Linked DNA regions of Homo sapiens: region 2 is linked to region 1. A link is a contact called in ENCODE Hi-C data. All regions are on one chromosome and are shown on one strand. The core of a region is the stretch at or near the end of the contact, and the rest is flanking DNA. Distances in the headings are between cores, read along the strand shown. Region 1 holds the start of CEP55 (centrosomal protein 55). Region 2 holds the start of LCOR (ligand dependent nuclear receptor corepressor).

Region 1 (6,498 bases), core at 2,255-4,754:
TGGAGTTACTAGGCTTCGATCCCCACTTACTTTTAATTAAATCTTTGGTACTTCTGGAAGACATCTCTGAAATGGTCTGTAAAAATAAAAATCAACTGTATAATTCTGAGTTTAAAAATTTAAATCTCAAGTTTGAAACAGGTCTAATAACCTATCTGCTCTAAATAGAAATGATATATCCAAACCAGCAGGGTATGGAGAAAGATGGATGGAGGCTTCTGGGGTATTGTAACTTTTTTTTTTAATCTCAGTGGTAGATAAATGGGAGTATTCACCTTCTAAAATATGTCAACTTGGGCTGGGTACGGTGGCTCACGCCTGTAGCCCCAGCACTTTGGGAGGTCAAGATGGGTGGATCATGAGGTCAGGAGTTCGAGACCAGTCTGGCCAACATGGTGAAACTCCATCTCTACTAAAACTACAAAACTTAGCCAGGCGTGGTGGCAGGTGCCTGTAATCCCAGATGCTGGGGAGGCTGAGGCAGGAGAATCGCTTGAGCCCGGGAGGTGGAGGTTGCTGTGAGCCAAGATCGCACCAATGTACTCCAGCCTGGGTGACACAGCAAGACTCCGTCTCAAAAAAAAAAAAAAAAAAAAAGTCAACTTGTACATTTATGTTTTGTGTAGTGTTCTATATGTGTAATTATATGTGTAATTCTTTTGTGGAAAAGTTTGGTTTAAAAAACAATGAAGGGGTCTCCAACCATTAAATAAAGCCTGAAAGAAGTAGGTCACAATCAAGGACATATCTTGGCCCAAAATAAAAAGCTGTTGGTAAATAATGTAATTCTGAGTATATAGGCACGAAATGTCATTACTTAACATAGGTCCTCTGTTTTAGAAGGTAGCCTAGTTCAGATCCATCTTAATAATCATTTGAGAGAGCACAGTGGGAAAAAGTGAAGAGAACCTAAAATAAGACATTTACTGGAAAAGAGGTATAACATTCAGGGGAGTCAGGCATGAAAGGAATTAAGAATAAGGGGCCAAATTAAGTAAGGAGAAACTCAGTATCTGCTAACAGTACTGGATGACAGTTTAGAAACAAGTATATAATATAAACTTTAGCAGGCAAAAATCTAGTGAAGCATACGATGCATATAAATAGTATATAAAAGTAACTCTAATTAAGGAGGTTAAAAAACATTTTTCTACTTCATGTATCCCAAGATAAAATAATGGCAGTGTGATTAAAGGATATAAAGGAGTATGAGCCCATTAGTGCATTCAAAAATTACTATAAAGCCTACTATTTACCAGGTATCCTAATACATGCTGGGTGTAAACTGGTTTAAAAAAAAAAAAAAGACATGTTCCCTAATGTTATGGGGCTTTCAGTGTAGTAAAGGCAGGCAATAACAAGGAAACAAACAAGGGTTCATGAATCCTCAAACTGTAATAAATATTACACAAGAGAAGTACAGGGATAAATGATATCAGTAAAAACAGGAGAGACCTCCTTAGAATGGTAGTGAAGTGACTTTTAAGATTGTCCTGTGTGAAATCAGAACGTCTAAACATATTAGAACTGTGGAGATTGAGTAGAAGAAATCATCTATCAAAAGGTTAGTCCTGGATTTTTGCCATTATAAGGTGAAAGATTGCAGTAGCTCATCCATCAGTTAAAGAAATGCAAGGTTATGGCGTCTCTCAGTCACCTGCTGCCACAGGAAGTTCTTTCCTATGTGTTTCTGTTGATAACACACTGTTGACTTGATATCGTGGGTCGTAGGACAGAAAACTACTACCAAGTCATTGAGACACAAAATGATGGAAATATAGATCTGCAGAACGTGAAAGAACCCCCAAACATCTGCTTCCTAACCTTTGCACAGAAACTCTGGCAGTGAATGAATGACTACTAGTTTCTAGCCTCTGGCCCAGACGGTTTGGATCTCCCCCACCACCTAGTCCCACCAACCTCCTTTCCCTGTATTTTCTTTTTTCTGTTTCTGTTTCTTTCTTTTTTTTTTTGGCGGGGGCGGGGCGTTAGGGGCGGCAGAGTCTCGCTCTGTCGCCCAGGCTGGAGTGCAGTGGCACTATCTCAGATCACTGCAACCTCCGCCTCCCGGGTTCAAGGGATTCTCCTGCCTCAGCCTCCTGAGTAGCTGGGACTACAGGTGCGCGTCACCACGCCTGGCTAATTTTTTTTTATCTATTAGTAGAGATGAGGTTTCACCATATTGGTCAGGCTAGTCTCGAACTCCTGACCTCAAGTGATCTGCCCGCCTCGGCCTCCCAAAGTGCTGGGATTACAGGCGTGAACCACCGCGCCCGGCCACCTTTCCCTGTATTTCCTATTCCAGTCATCCACAGGGTTCCCCCAGTTCAAACCTTCCTCAGCATGCCTTCCCTCTGTGAACTCTTAACAAACGATATAGCTGCCCCACCCCCACCCCTACACAATCTAGTACCCAATTACACTTCCTGCTAACCTTTTATTTTTTCAATTGTTCAACTATTTTTTCAAGGACTGCACTTTGATTTTTGTTGTTGTTGTTGTTACCCACAGAGCCTAACAGCAAGCCCTCAGATATGATTGGTTGATTGGGGCCGGGCGCGGTGGCTCACGCCTGTAATCCCAGCACTCTGGAAGGCCGAGGCAGGTGGATCATCTGAGGTCAGGAGTTCGAGACCAGCCTGCCCAACATGGCGAAACCCTGTCTCTACTAAAAATACAAAAATTAACCGGGCGTGGTGGCGCACGCCTGTAGTCCCAGCTATTCAGGAGGCTGAGGAAGGAGAATCGCTTGAACCCAGGAGGCAGAGGTTGCAGTGAGCCAAGATCGTGCCATTGCACTCCAGCCTTGGTGACAGAGCGAGACTCCATCTCAAAAAAAAAGAAAAAAGAAAAGAAATGATTGGTTGATTAGCTGAAGTGACCTAAGTCATGCTGGACAGGTGACCAAACAAGCGCTTCCATCCAGTAAATGGTACAAGGCCTCAATTACAAGCCGCATCTTCTACAAGGCGACGCCAATCTTTAAAAATTCCCACATAAAATCTCACTTGAGGAGACAGACAGGAAAAGAGAAACTGCAAAAAAAGGCACAAGTTTTCTCACTTCTAAAATAAAGATGTTTGAGGAACACACAACGAAAGTGCCTGCCAATCGGAAAAAGCCGTCCTAACAAAAGACCTTGGGCAAGTCACTTGGCCTCTCTGCGCCTATCTGTAAGGAGATGATACCCACCGCCAAGTCCAAAGAAGCGATCGAAGAGACAACGGTCTTGAGGCGCCCAGCCGGGTGCCAGGCACGAAGTGAGCGCCAGGGAAAAGGACTGTTATCAGAGCGGGCAGAGATTGAATCCCGCGGACGCGATCTGCCCACTGACCTGCCCTCCCTGGCGGTCCGGACCGGCCCGGCCCCGGGGCTGCGGGTCCTGGCCGCCCCTCGCCACCCTCCGCGGTCGCCTCCCTTGGGCCAGCTAGCAGCTGAAGCGAAGCGCGGCGCTCGCGTCGGCCGAGTCACACCATCAGGTGTGGATGCCGCTTCCGGGAGTTTGAATCCCGCGGCTGCAGGGCGGGGCACGTCACTGCCGGCAGGGCGCGGCCCGCAAGAAGGAGGAGCAGCGCGCGCGCGGCGGGGACGCGGCTCCCCGATTGGCTGCCGCCTTTGAAGGGCGGAGAGTAAACCTGAGGGCGGGCCGAGAAGTGGCTGGGGCCGCGGGGCGGGACAGAGGGCGGGAACACTTCCTCCCGGGCCCGCCAGCTAATTCTGGGATCGGGGGTTCTCTGCGGGCTTAGACCTAAACAAGCTTGGTGTCTCGCAGTCAGGGGCTGGTTTTGTGTTTATACGCTTTTAGGAGAAAGCAAATTACTATTTTTAATGGGATAAAACCAGTGACGATGGACCGAGACGAACTAGTTCTGCGCTCTTGAGCATAGATTCTCCCTGTGTGAAGTGCGGCCCCTCCTGCCCTGGGACAACGGGATTTCACAAAGGAGCACAGCCCCCTTGTCATCCCCTCGGGTCTCACTCTGTCGCCCAGGCTGGAGTGGAGTGGTGCAATCATAGCTCACTGCAACCTCAGTCTCCCGGGTTCAAGCGATCGTCTTGCCTCAGCCTGCCGAGTAGCTGAGACTACAGGCGCACGCCACCACGCCCGGCTAATTTTTTATTAAAAAATTTTATACAGACAGCGGAGTGGGGGGGGGGGGGGGTGGTCTCACTTTGTTTCCCACTCTGATCACGAACTCCTGCCTTCAAGTGATCCTTCCACCTCGGCCTCCTAAAGTGCTGGGATTACTGCCAAAAATCAGCAGCACAGCAGGGAGTGTTAACGGGAGAGATGAGAGGCACGCCCAGGTTGAACGCTGAGATTATGAATGCTAGCGGACCGGCTTTCAGACCAGACTGCTACCCTCCAGCCTGATATCTATCTATTGATCGATTCTAGCTCTTGATTAGCCGCTTTGAGAACGTTACTGCTGAGAGAAGAAGCACATGAAATGTTTAGCAGGGCCTCCCTTTCTCTCCTAGACCCAGCATAAACTCGCTGGAGATTTAAAACAGTAGATACACAGTAGCAAAACATCCTAGGTACACAATATTGTACAAAGGTTATAAACTCTAGATTAGGACTTTCTAGATTTAATTCCTTACTGCCCTGACTAGATGTGTCTCCTTGGATAAATTTATTTAACCTATTTGAGCCTCGGTTTCCCGATGTGTAAAATGATGCAAATAATAATATTTACTTCACAGCTCGGTTATAAGGATTAAATGAGGAAATCCGGCCAGGTGGAATGGCTAATTCCTGTAATCCCACCACTACGTGAGGACGGGGAGCGAGGATTGCTTGAGGTCAGGAGTTGGAGACCAGCCTGGGCAACACAGAGAGATCCACTCTCACCCCACCCAATCCCTGTCTCTAATTTTAAAACTTTAAAATTTTTTTACATGAAAGAAATTCATGTAAAGTGCTTAACATTTAGTAAATGTTCAATTGATGTTAGCCATTGTTAAACAAAAGGCAACACTCAAATGTTACTGAATAGAATGGATGAGAAAACCATGTGGGGAATTTTAAAGAATCAGAGAAACAAAACCAAAACAGAATGCAAGATAACGTTTGGTACCTGCTTCCAAGGAGCTCCCATTTCTGAAGGGAAGGTAAACTAAAGTATCAAGTGGGATTAGGGTGGGAAAAATCAGGGCAAAAGATAAATCATCGTGTGAACATTATTCATTGCCCAGAGTTGAGGGGCAAAATTAATTTCCACAGAGATTTACAAAGATTCTTAAAGAGATATAGAGAAAAACATTTCCCTGTTCACCTTCAAGCCAAATGGGGAGCAAAAAATGGGGGAGAGGGAGGAGGGACCCTGGAGAGAGGTGGCACCTGGCGGACTGGCACCTGGGTAGCCAGCACCCAGGCCTGCTGTGCCAGACACTCCAATTCCACACCTGCCCTCCAGGACCTTCTTTTCTGGCTAAAGGTCGCCCTGTGAGTGGGGACCTTGAGGAAGAGGAGCAAACAAGAGGCTCATTGGCCTGGGGGGCTTGTTAAATTCCCTAATTGCCATTGCTAGCCCTGAAAATTAATGTTTGCTCTTTACAGATAGGAGCTGCCAGTCATGAGGTTGTGAAGAGCTGGTAGTTTCCACAAGATCTCACAAGTACTTTGATGTTGATAGTTCACTCAGGGATAGTCTAGGATGAAGATTGGGAAACTCATCTTTATTCATGTAAAGAGAAATGTAACAGCCAAGCAGACTAGATATTTATCTAAGCAGGTGAGCTCATTTTCTTCCCAGTAGGAACCTGTTCTTGGGAAACCAAAACAGGATCAAAAGGCTGCTGAATGGGTTTAAAGATATTAAATGGAAATAGGGAGGCTGTTGTAGGTTAGAGCACCTATCACCTTTGAAGGTTACATCTTCCAAGGCAATGCTAATGAACACACAGGGCCTCACCAGCGTGTAGATCTGCACTGTCCAATACAACTTTCTGCAGTGATGGAAAGGTCCCTCCTGATCTATCCAATATGGTAGCACTAGCCATAGATGGCTACTGAGTGCTTGAAATGTGGCCACCGTTATTGAGAAACTGAATTTTTAACTTTATTTAATCTTAATTTAAAAACTAAAAGTTTATTTATTGAAAAACTTTTGATTTTCTTATTTTTTTCTTTTTTTTATTATTATTATTTTATTGGAAAACTTTTAAGTATGTTTGGAACAACCTGGGTACAAAAACCTGTTTTTTCAATTGTAAATTTTATGAAATCTACATATAGATCAAGTATTTCTGAGGAAGATTTTATGTCCAAATTGAGGTGTGTGAATATACACAGCAGATTTCAAAAACTTAGTATGAAAAAAGAATGTAAAATATTGCACTAATACTTGTTTATATTATTACATGTTAAAATGATAGTATTTTTGATATATTGGGTAAAATGAAACATATTAAAACGGATCTCACCTAATGTGTTTTACTTTTTTTGATGTGACTAGAAAATTCAAAATGATAAATGTGGCTCATACTATATTT
Region 2 (6,498 bases), core at 2,559-5,058, 3.3 Mb before region 1:
TCTGCTGTCCTATTTTTAGCCAAGCTAGAGCTAAGCTGAAATCACCACAACTTTCCCCACATTAGGAAGAGCTTCTTGAAAATACAGCAAGGGCAAGGTGCAGGAAAGCAAAAGGTTACATCATATCAGGCGCAGAGAGAGCCTAGATCTTCCTGGAATCTAAACTGATCATCCTAGTCTCAGAGGACTCCTTAATAATCACCTGGTAACCAAATATCATCCATCTTGATCATAATCACTGTCTGAACCCAGGACTAACTCCAATTCAACTGAACCTAATCATTTAATCAGCAACATCACCACCACCACCTGCCCCCACACCCTCCAAAAAAGTACTAATAGAAGGGAGAATTCGATTTTAGAAATGAGAATTAATTTTTAATCCAAACTGCTGTAAATTAAATACCTTCCAGAAACCAAATGACCCTAAAGTATTAAGATAATCAGTCAAGAGAAACAAACAGGTTGACCGTTTAGAACCAATCCCACTAAAAAATTATTACATCTGGAAGTAAACAAGTTACCTTTTGAATTGCCTAAGGATCACTGCCAGTCCTTTTAAATATAGAAAGTTCTTAACACTACAATTAATTTACTTAGAACTCTCCTCTTAAAAAACAAAATTACATATAATAAAAGAGAAAATATGAGGCCCCACTGATTTTAGTTGAGAGACTATGAATATATGTTACTGCTCAGATTAAAATATTGCTCTGCACTCTGGACTCTATAATCTTCTGAACTTTACTATCTTTAAAGTGGAAATTTGGAGTTAAAAGTATGCTTTAAGAAATTTGATCACCAGATTAAAATTTGCCTTCAAAAAATGAATCAAAATGTTGATATTCCATTCAGATATTTACAGAAATAATTTATCAGTCATAATTTTAAAAACCAAAAACACGGCCGGGCACAGTGGCTCTCACGCCTGTAAATTTCAGCACTTTGGGAAGCCGAGGCGGGCGGATCATGAGGTCAGGAGTTCGAGACCAGCCTGGCCAATATGGTGAAACCCCGTCTCTACCAAAAGTACAAAAATTAGCTGGGCGTGGTGGCGCACGCCTGTAGTCCCAGCTACTCGGGAGGCTGACGCAGAAGAACCGCTTGAACCTGGGAGGCGGAGGTTGCAGTGAGCCGAGATGGCGCCACTGCACTCCAGCCCGGGCAAAAGAGTGAAACTCCGTCTCAATAAAGAAAAAACAACAACAAAAACAAAAACAAAAACACATCTTGTCAAGCAGCAGTAACTAACCACTAACTAGCAATGACTGAAAAAATGGGGTCCTGAGGCAGGAGCCCAGGATTAAATGCAAAGAGAATTAGAATAAGATACACTAATTAAAACCATCTAAATTAAAGCAACATGGAACTCAGAAAATCTACAGGACAGGACTACATTATAAATTTAAAAATCTTTCAAAGACTAAAAAGCCCTGCTGAAAAAACCAATCACTAACAAATGTAAAACATACAAGAACTAAAAATTCTTCAAAACAATTCCAGCATTTGATACTAACCCACAATTCTGAAAACGCATTAATTTCATGCTTCTCAAAACCTGCTATATGCTCTCTTCTATGATAGTCCGAAATACCAAGTAATTCAAAAAGTACTTAAACCGACGTAACATTTTAGTACATGCATAATAATACTTTGAAAGAATAAAACAAGCAGAGATAGAGCAGAGTACAGGATAACTGATAGGCAAAAGGCTGTTTGTTTCCTGGAGGGCAGCACTGGTCTTGGATTGGCAGGAGGGGAATTTTAAAATATATTCATGAGACGAATTATACCAAAAAACTGACTCATGCCTTTATTATTTGCACAAGCATATGTTTGAAAATGCACTTTTAACCTTTGGACAACCAAACTGGTATCAGATACCTTAAAGCATTGTTGCCTATATTAATTTCGGTGTTACAGTCTAAATCCTTAACGAAACTCACGCTATACATTTTCGTAATGAAACCCTGTAGAAATGGAAAGGCGTATATTCTTTAAGTAAAGGTTACCTGATTTTTCACTTGTTTAAAGTTTCAATTTTGCTTTTTAATCTATTATCGAAAACATCCCTTGTGGGACATTGTAAAGGGCAGACCCTCCTGTCAAGCCAGAAGGCTCAAACACAAAGACACTGAGCTAACCAAGTGCTGTAATTCTTCCAAACTGAGCCTCTCCACACCCCCTCCACCCTTCCCCCCAACAGATATGTCTATTAAATCAGTGTCTGTTCTCCCCCTCGCACAACAAAGAGAACTTCTCACCGCATGAAATTGCCGCTGAATGGACACCAGAAAGCAGGATTTGCATAATTCCTTCCAACGAAACCCTGTCGGGAAGGAGGGAATGAGGGGCCCAAGCGAACGGATAGACTCTCCTAGATTCTGCCGGGAAAGACCTGGTTCCCAAGAATATTCCCCTGGGGGAGAAGGGGCTGGAATTCTGGGCCTCCCCGAGGACTGGGCGTGGGGGACAGCGGACGACGAGAGGGCATCTCCCCACACACCAGCAGCACCGAAGCAAAGACGGGGAAGTAACAATGCTGGAGGACAGGAGAGTCAGACACAAGGATGGACTGGGGCTAGGGGGCGGCGGGCGGAGCGGAGACACCACACGGGCCACTTACTTTTTGGAGGGGGGTTAAATATATGAGTTAAGCCCTTATGGTCCCGCCGGCCGCCGCACAGAGGGAAACGGGACCTTGGGAGAGAAAAACAGACAAAACACACAGTGTGAGAGGCGCAGCTCGGCCGCCCGGCCCCTCCCGGGGCGCCCCCGTCCGCGCTCCCTCCGGCCCGCAGGGAAAAAGCCACCCGAGGGCGGCCCAAGGTCCGGGAGGCGGGGGGCGGACGGGGCATTCGGGCGAGGCTGCGGCTCCGGCCAATCCCCGGGAGGGGACGAGAGCGACCCCCGCCGGGGCTCCTCGGTCGGACCCGGTCCCACCCCCTCCTCCCGCAGCACGACACCGAACACAAATACGCACACACCGACCCGTGCGTCGAGGATTAACTCCCCGGCCACCGCCGCCCGCTGAGGAAGTGCAGCCGCTGCCCCCCGCGGCCATGACACCCCACTTGGCTCGGTCAGGCGCACCCGGGGACTGTGACAGCTCCAGCTCCCTCCGCCCCCATCTCCACCTCACGCTTCGCACACGCCCGAGCGCCGGGCGCCCGCCTGCAGCCCGCCGCGCGTGCACGCAGACCCGGGGGCGCGCCCCGCGCGTGGGGGAGGGGTGGCGCAGGAGGAGGACGGCGGCGGCCACAGCGCGGGTGGGGGCCGAGCACGCCCGCGCCCCTCGCGCCTCCCCCAGTACAGCGGCAGCGCCGCGAGGCGAGTCGCCACAATAAGCCGGCGGCGGCGCCGGGGCGCCGGGCCTGGAGCGGGAGCAGGGGCGGGAGCGGGGAGGGAGGGGAGCGAGCAGGCGGGGATGGAGAGCGGGAGGGGGAGGAACCCGCGCTCCCGCCGAGAGCCAGCCCCGGGGAGGCGCGCGGAGGGGAGGGGCCGGCGCGCGCTCGGCCGAGCAGGGGAGCCCGCCTGGAGGTCGCGCGCGCTCACACTCCGGGGGGTGGGGGAAGGGGGGACGCTCGAGCCAAAGAGGGCGGGCGGGCCGGAGCAGCAATTGCCACTTCCCCAGCTTCCTCCCTGGTCTGGGGCGACCGGCGGCGGGGCGGCCGGAGGGGCGGCGGCGGTCGGCGGAGGGTCTCACCTACACAGTGAATGAGCTTGTGGCGCCACGAATCCAGTTCTTGCCGAAAGCCGCGTCTCTCAACGGAGCATTGCTGCCGCCTACACACCCTCGCCATCTTCTGCCGCCCGCCCGGCCCAGCCTCCGCCGCGGCCCCGCGCACGCCCAGCCGCGTCGCCCGGGGCCGCGCACGCACCCGCGGCCCGGGCGTCGCGCCTCCTGCCGGGGGCGGTGCGGGGGCAGGGCCGGCCTCACCTCACCGTGGCCCCGGCGTGGCCCGGGGGCGGCCTGGGCCCGCTCACCCGCCCCGCGCGCCGCCCGCCGGGCTGCGATCCCGCCGTCCTTCTACGCGGCTGCCGCCGCCTCTGGCCGCCCGGGACGGCGCCTTCCCACAGCCGGAAGTCAGTCCCGCTGGCCCCGCGCCGCCTTCGCACTGTCCCCCAAGGCCACGGCTGCCCCCGCCCTCCCCGGGGCTTTTTGTTTTTTACGCCAGCCCCATTTATCACTTCCAACCTGCCTATCGCCCGGCACCAACTGTTGCAAGTTCCGTAATAACTGCTGCTATGAACTTCTCCGTCGAAACTGCTCCTCCCCAGAGCCTGTTTAAGAAGCAGAAATAAGAATAAATTCCCGGATGCCGGTGGATGCACTGACCTCTAAGATTTTCAAAGGTGAAGTGGATACACGTTATTAAGTCATTGGGAGACATCGCCAACATTGGGAAACCTAGTAAAAAGTGGAAATCGAGCGTTTTAAATAAAAAAAAAAAAAGGTTTCTACTAGCAAGACTGATCGTAGGCGAACTTCTCAAGGAATTTTGGAATATTGTGCCAAAGTGAGAATATTTAATATTTCCAAAAGTAGACTTAACTAGGAATACTTAAAGCAGAGACTATTGGAAATGCTTTAATTTGGGATTTCAGGAAAGGGCTTGAAGAGAAATATTTTATATGAGCAAGCCTCTTGGAATAATTGAATCACCTTAATTTTGTCACTGTTACTTCGAAGAGAACGAGAAGAGAGAAGATGGGAAACGAAAGGAGAAAGGGAAAAGAAATGGGGTGGAAAGAAAAAAGCAGAAGAGATCGCCCTATACCAGTAGGCCTAGTACCCTAGGATTCTGGCCTCTTTCTCCCACCTTTGGTGTTTAAGATTAAGGACAGTGCATTCCTGCTTTTAGAAATTTAAATTTAAGTTTGAAGACTTAATTTTAATTACTGTAGTAGGTAAAGCAAAGTCGTTAAATACTTGACATCAGGATCCCATTGGAGTATTGATTTAGGTCTTTTCAAAGGTGGTGGTCCTGGTTCTCTGCACCAGCCACTGGCGGAATGGCGGAATGGTGTATCTACCAATGAACAGATGGACTGGGTGGGCCTCGGGTACGGGTGGCTTGAGATGCAAATGCAAGGGTAGGAAGGCACCTTCCCCCCCACCACTCCCAGCCCACCCCGCCAATCTTAAAACATTGATCTTTATAAAATTCGCAAACGTCCCACAGGATTTCATTGGCTTAAGAGTATTGTCAAATGAAGACGCCAGGAAGTATTGAGTTTCTGGGTACATAATACTGTCCTGAGTGTTGAAGGAAGAGGACTAATACGAGATTTTAAAAAATGGCTGTGGACAACCATCCTTCAGGTGTGATGGCAGGACATCTTGTATCACCTGAAACTTCCTTTTTTCGCCGCTAGGTGGTGGGTGTGAGTCTTTTGCGGCCTTTAAGTTTCTACGGTGTTTGGAGGAAATACGTTTCAGTTTCAAATAAATGAACAACGTGTAACTCTAAGATGAGTAAATAATCAATGTGTTTTCCAACCACCCCAAGTTAATTTGTTTAAAAAACAATCAAACCAAGGGTAATAATTCCTCGACATAATCTCTTAGTCCCAGACATATGGATTCAGAGAATCCTAGAGGCTTCAGAGATCAATTTTGTAACTTAAGATATGAAATTGGAAGCCCAGACAAGTAAGGTGATTTGACCAAGATTACATAGTTGCTGGGTAGAGAAAGGGCAACAAAAGCCAGGAGACAAGTTTCCCAATTTCCAATTTAATGCTAGTTTTACTACTCTACTCTGAGTTCCAATTTCTGCTTCACTTATTTTGAGTTGGGAACTAACTCATGGTTGACCTATCACAAAGACCTATTTGGAAGAAAGGATAGGGAGGCAATAGTAACAGCTAATATTCATTGAGCACCTATTATATGTTTATCATTGTTTCATTCCATCCAGATAATAATGCTATGAGTATATATTTACCACATTTTCCAAGTTAGGGACACAAGACTCAGATGAGTTAAATACATTTGTCAAGATCACATAGCTACCAAATTCTAACTAAGATCTCTGTGACTCTAAACCCCTCTAAATTGTCTTACAAGTAGAAAGTTGGCTTGGCGCGGTGGCTCACGCCTGTAATCTCTGCACTTTGGGAGGCTGAAGTGGGCAGATCACTTGAGGTCAGGAGTTCAAGACCAGCCTGGCCAACATGGTGAAACCCCGTCTCCACTAAAAATACAAAAATTAGCTAGGCATGGTGGTGGGCACCTGTAATCCCAGCTACTCAAGAGGCTGAGGCAGGAGAATCCGTTGAACCCAGGAAGTGGAGGTGGCAGTGAGCCGAGATCGTGCCACTGCACTCCAGCCTGGGCGACAGAGCTGAGACTCCATCTTGATAAATAAATAAATAATAAGTAAATAAATAAATAGTCTTACAAGTAGAAAATAGACTCTGCAACTGGAGGATTCACTTAACTCTACATGACATGTTCCGAGCACAGTTAAGCAGTTGGACATTCTGTGTTCC

Evidence for each region. Hi-C counts contacts between places; a loop is a spot of excess contacts on that map. Pooled maps may share reads with other maps.
Region 2: a map of CD8-positive, alpha-beta T cell shows a loop between it and region 1 (11-fold over the local background). The contact joins the promoter of LCOR here to the promoter of CEP55 in region 1. A Hi-C loop is called at or near these places in 2 of 168 maps with a recorded cell type or tissue (CD8-positive, alpha-beta T cell and naive thymus-derived CD4-positive, alpha-beta T cell) and 8 of 50 pooled maps.

What each region holds. Positions count from the first base shown.
Region 1 is chr10:93,493,618-93,500,115 of GRCh38, reverse strand. It overlaps CEP55 (centrosomal protein 55), which reads right to left and starts at 3,504. Exons shown (of 9, transcript NM_018131.5): 1 at 3,193-3,504; 2 at 1-76. The coding sequence starts at 64. RefSeq lists a silencer at 3,176-3,685.
Region 2 is chr10:96,829,608-96,836,105 of GRCh38, reverse strand. It overlaps LCOR (ligand dependent nuclear receptor corepressor), which reads right to left and starts at 3,808. Exons shown (of 8, transcript NM_001346516.2): 1 at 3,707-3,808; 2 at 2,627-2,700. LOC102723665 (a long non-coding RNA gene) reads left to right here and starts at 3,648. Exons shown (of 1, transcript NR_135921.1): 1 at 3,648-5,474. RefSeq lists enhancers at 1,855-2,568, 2,569-3,284, 3,285-3,999, silencers at 2,746-2,985, 3,026-3,085, 3,126-3,845, 3,856-3,905, 3,926-4,225 and a cis regulatory region at 5,261-5,460.